2 separate regions of the Homo sapiens genome follow, and region 2 is linked to region 1. A link is an interaction called in ENCODE POLR2A ChIA-PET data of the cell type or tissue named here. Cell type or tissue: B cell. All regions are shown on one strand.

Region 1 (2,500 bases):
CTCCAGCTAGGGTGACAGAGCAAGACTGTCTCAAAATAAAATACTACTAATAATAATTACCTCATCCAGTGGTTGAGAGCATTAAATGAGCGAATCTGCATAAGCGCCCATGTAAAGTGCACAGTGCAGTGTCCTGCACAGGTCAAGTGCTCTACGTGTTAGCTTAACACGCCTTGCAAAGCCCTCCATGACACAGCTCCTGCTCTCTCTGTGGCCTCATTACTTCTTCTTCTTCTTCTTTTTTTTTTTTTTGAGACGGAGTTCGCTCTTTTTGCCCAGGCTGGAGTGCGATGGTGTGATCTCGGCTCACCGCAACCTCTGCCTCCCAGGTTCAAGCGATTCTCCTGCCTCAGCCTCCCGAGTAGCTGGGATTACAGGCATGCACCACCAGACCCAGCTAATTTTGTATTTTTTAGTAGAGACGGGGTTTCTCCATGTTGGTCAGGCTGGTCTTGAACTCCCGACCTCAGGTGATCTGCCCACCTCCGCCTCCCAAAGTGCTGGGATTAGAGACGTGAGCCACCGCGCCCGGCCTGCGGCTTCATTATTTCTATTTTCCCCTCCCACGCTGAGCCCTTCTCTTCCTCTGCGTGTCAACACGACTGCAACTGAGTGCTGTCTCCTCTATGCCCCTTTCCTGGCCCAGACACAGACCCCAGCCTTTCAGTCTGCATCTGTGTAGCCCCAAGCTGCCTCCCCAGGGCTCTGATCTCCCTGCAGGTAGGGACTGCATCTGTTTTGCTCAGAGCTGAGTCCCAGAGCCCAGCACAGACATCTAGATGTGTTAGTCTTCGCATGGAACCCTGGGAGAGCGAATGGAGGGAAGAGGGACTGTGTATCTGGTGAGGTCGGGGGTTCCCACCTCTTGCAGCAGCCCCTCCAGGTGGGAAAAGCTAGGCCGGTCGGCAGGGTGGGGGGCCCAGCAGCGCAAGGCGAGGGAGTAGAGGGCCCTGGAGCAGAGGGGAGGCCTAGGCAGCCGGGCTCTGTCCTCCAGCCGCTGCAGGATGAGGTACGGTGGGACCCCGGCCCAGGGTTCCTCGCCCCCGGAGAACATCTCCCACAGCGTCACCCCAAACATCCACACGTCCGAGGCAGACGAGAAGGCTCCGTGGCGCAGGCTCTCTGGGGCACACCTGCCGAAGGAAGTGGAGCTGAAAGGGGCGGGACACGTGCTCCTTGGAGGCCCACCCTCCACGGAGCACCCCCGAGTGCACCCATCTTTCACAAAAGTCCTCTTTGCCTAGGAGGATAACCCTTCTGGTCCAAGCCTCCCTCAGAAGCCCGGCCCCCTCCGATCTCCCTCGGCTGCTGCCCTCCGGATCCGCCCGGCTCAGAGCCCGACCGCCCGCGGACCCGCTCTCACCAGGCGTAGGGGATAGGGCGGGGCCCGCCCATGACGTAGCGGCCCCGGGCACCGCCCAGAGGCCGCACCAGCCCGAAGTCAGCCACCTTGATGGTGCGCGGCGACGCCAGCAGTAGGTTGCGCGTAGCGAGGTCTCGGTGCACCAGCCCGCGGGCCCCCAGGTACGCCATGGCTCCCGCCAGCTGCCGCAGGAAGAGGCAGAGCAGGGCCACGAGCAGCGGGGGTGTCGGGGCCGGGGCCGTTAGGCGCGCGTGCAGGGAGCCCAGTGGCGCCAGCTCCATCACCTGCAGGAGGGAACACCGCGCCGCGTGAGCCGGACCCATTGGACCCTGGCCGCCCACGCTCCTGCCGCACGGCTGTCCCGGGAACCAGCGGCTGGATCTGCTCACCATCTGCAGAGGCTGGCCCAGTACAAGGCCGTGCAGACGCAGCACGTGTGGGTGCTCCAAGTTCATCATGACCGATACCTCTCGCAGGAAGTCCCCCAGTTCTGTGCCCATCGGGCCTTCGGGACCTACCCGGAGGGACTTGACAGCCACTGGGACCTGGAGGTGGGGGGAAGCGCCTTTAGGCATTGCGGGCATGAAGAACAGAGGGGGCAGCTGGCCTGGATGAAGCGGGCTCCCTGGACACTCACACTCTTGCCACTGGGCAGCGTCCACAGCCCTCGGTGCACCACACCGAAGCAGCCTGAACCCAGCAGCTCCCCTCTGCAAACAGCACCCTCTGGGATCAGACACTTGAGGCCCCCCTCTGGCTCAGGGAGGTGCCGTGGGCTGTCCGAGGGCAGGGTGGGCTCCTTGTGCTCAGGGGCAAAACCTCCAAGGATCTGAAACAGGGATGGGAAATCCGGTATGCAGAGCCCTGCGCCCCCCTCCCTGCCCCTCAAGCCACCTCATTCCCAGGCCCAAGCTGCCCACCTACAACACACACCTTGTAGACCCAGTTCTTAGACTTAGGCCCAGAACGTAGCCTTTTCAGAGCTTCGGACAGTCTGCGCTGGGCTGTGGGAGGCCAGAATCAGGGCTGGAGTGGAGGTGGGTGTGGGGAAGAGTGCGGAGAGACTTACAGGGAAGAAAAGGGCTGGAAGAGGGTTGTGGTGGGGGAAGGCAACTGATAGGCTGTGGACAGAGAGAC
Region 2 (2,500 bases), 180 kb after region 1:
GGCCTCACCTGGGGAACAGGAGAAGCCCCAATTTTCAGAAGAGAGGGGAGTTGATTGAGAAGTGTAAGATTGTTACTTGAGAATAATCTTGAGGGTATGAAGGTAGGGTAAGGGAGAATGGTGATAAACTCTCTGGGGAATCAGAAATTGAGATGGAGTAGCTGGGTGGGGTGGCATGTGCCTGTAGCTACTCAGGAGGCTGAGGTGGGAGGACTGCTTGAGCCCAGGAGTTCAAGGCCGCAGTGAGCTATGATCACACCACTGCACTCCAGCCTGGGTGACACAGCGAGACCTTGTCTCTGGAAAAAAAGAAATTGGGATGGAGGATGAGGCCACATTGGTAAGGGATGGGGCTGGAGGGTGCGACAGGGCCAGGGAAGCGGATGGAGAATGGAGGCTGGGGTTGGAAGATGGATGTTGAAGGGCGAGACAGGGATGGAGATGGAGCATGTGGGATGCGGGCAGAGATAGGGATGGGAAGCAAATGAATGTCGTAGTGGATGAAGGTGGGTGTGCTGGGAAGGAGGTTCCAGGATAGGGATGGGGATGGGGATTGAGGATGGGCTATGGGATGGAGGACGGGCTATGGGATGGAGGACGGGCTGCGGGATGGGGGACGGGCTGCGGGATGGGGGACGGGCTGCGGGATGGGGGACGGGCTGCGGGATGGGGGACGGGCTGTGGGATGGGGGACGGGCTGTGGGATGGGGGATGAACACGTGGATGAGATTTTGGCAGTCAGTGACTGTTGGTTGGACAACAGCATTTGCTGATATGTGAAGGGTTGGAGGGTGGTGTTAATAGATTTATGGGTGTGAAATCTGTGATACAGCTTGAAAATGGTCGGTAGTTTGTAGGCTTGAGAAATAGCAGTAGGAGAGGGGAGGGACCCCTTTGGACGGGGAGAGCGGGAAGGAGACTGGGGAATCCTTGCGCTTGGGCGACTGCAAATACATGTTTCTTTAAGGAGGAAGTAGGTTGGGGACCCCGGAAGGAGGCTCTTGGCGGCCTCCCCCCATTGCCATAGAGACGTGGCTTCGGTTGCCCTGGCAATTGGGGAAGCCCCTAGGACCGGGCTAAAGCGGGCCCCGCCTGGGAGTCTAGAGACCAGGCGATTGACGTCAGGGACCTGGGCACGCCCCACTTTAACCCTTTCCCGAATGAAGTGGGGGGAGGGAGTAGATGAGCGGGATAGGACCCGGATGTCTTTCACCACTCCCAGTTCCTGACGTCCTTTGCACTGCGTAGGGTGAGGGGCGTAGGGGAGCGAGGAAGGCAGGTTATTCAGGATGCGCTGCGCCCACAAACCTCTTCAGCCCGGCCTCCTCTCGGCCTGGCTAACGTGGGGCGGGGCCCAGGGCAGGAGAGGCGGGGCTAGCGGATCCCTTCTGCGCTCAGGAGTTTGGTCGGCCCCAGGCCACGCCCCACCCCCCTGTTGTCCTGACGACAGGGCCTCCTGGAGGTGGGTCTCCCCGGGTCTTGACTGGTCCTAGATACCGTTGCTAGGCAACACGGTCCTTAGAGGAAGGGGTGGATTGGACGGCTGGTTGGTGAGACCGAGGGAGGGGCCTGCAGCTGGGGAACCCCGGATTCCCGGGGTGCAGGGTTTAGGGCAAATGTCTGTGAAAGTGAGGGGCAAGTCTAGGGGAGGGTTATGAAAATATCTGGGTAGATATGGGGGGTTGGGGGGATGGGGCAGGAAATGGGGACCAGGACCCGGTGGACATGATCCCTGGGGTGTCCATGTGTAGCACATAAGGCATGTAACACCCTGTGGTGTTACATCCGGTGAGAAGCTCCCTTCCCCCAAGCCTACCCCCCTCTCCCCACTCTTTGCCATCTGCTGCTCCCCTCTCCGTCTGGCTGTCTCCCTTCCCGCTTCTCCTACACCTCCTTCCACATGCAGGGGGCCCCGGGCTGGGCAGAGTTAGATCCTTGCGCGTGTGCATCTGTGCGTGTGTGTGCGCGTGCGCATGTGCACGCGTGTGCGTGTGTGTGATGTGGATTGAGGCTGGGCCCTTGAGCAGCTCTCAGGGTGGCGGAGTGGGCTTGGCTAAGAGGCTGAAAGGGTAGCCACGCTGATGGGACCCTCCGTTATGGGCTCCCTCTCGAGTCAAGGCTCAGGCTGCTTTTTGTCTCTTGTTTTCCCAAACAGGCCAATTCTCCCCCAGTGATTGTCAACACAGATACCCTAGAAGCCCCAGGATATGTGAGTTGTTTAGATTTTGGGGCTGGGGCCATTGCAGAAGGAAGGAGGGAGTAAGGGAGGGCAGCAGATGACGGGCAGGTGGTCAGACAGGAATGTCTGTCTCACTGCTTTTGTGTTTCTGTCCCGTGCTGGAGTTGCAGGTGAACGGGACCGAGGGGGAGATGGAATACGAGGAAATCACATTGGAAAGGGTGAGCAGGCTCCTCCATCGGCAGTCCCCGTGGCCTCCCGTCTGTACCTTTCTTTCTGCCATGTGGTCTGGGTGGCTAGCCCCTCACCCTGTGCCTTCCT

What was found. ChIA-PET counts read pairs that join two places held together with the same protein. Peaks named below come from ENCODE experiments on the same cell type or tissue, not always from the same donor. Only the 100,000 strongest peaks of a DNase experiment are listed, where the experiment ranks them.
Region 2: POLR2A ChIA-PET joins it to region 1 with 7 read pairs; 1 of 35 experiments calls an interaction of 5 or more read pairs at or near these places.

What each region holds. Positions count from the first base shown.
Region 1 is chr17:7,383,117-7,385,616 of GRCh38, reverse strand. TNK1 (tyrosine kinase non receptor 1) reads right to left here. Exons shown (of 13, transcript NM_003985.6): 3 at 2,297-2,367; 4 at 2,001-2,192; 5 at 1,753-1,908; 6 at 1,364-1,647; 7 at 863-1,133. Among named protein-coding and RNA genes, the nearest start is that of TNK1, 3.3 kb to the right of the region's middle. RefSeq lists a silencer at 1,205-1,464. In B cell, no CTCF peak of the experiment used is centred here; a DNase peak (open chromatin) is centred at 1,286; H3K4me3 peaks cover 1,302 bases; H3K27ac peaks cover 951 bases; H3K27me3 peaks cover 724 bases.
Region 2 is chr17:7,203,908-7,206,407 of GRCh38, reverse strand. DLG4 (discs large MAGUK scaffold protein 4) reads left to right here. Exons shown (of 20, transcript NM_001321075.3): 3 at 2,156-2,209; 4 at 2,341-2,400. Among named protein-coding and RNA genes, the nearest start is that of DLG4, 12 kb to the left of the region's middle. RefSeq lists an enhancer at 1,189-1,238. In B cell, no CTCF peak of the experiment used is centred here; DNase peaks (open chromatin) are centred at 1,137 and 1,207; H3K4me3 peaks cover 1,512 bases; H3K27ac peaks cover 2,429 bases.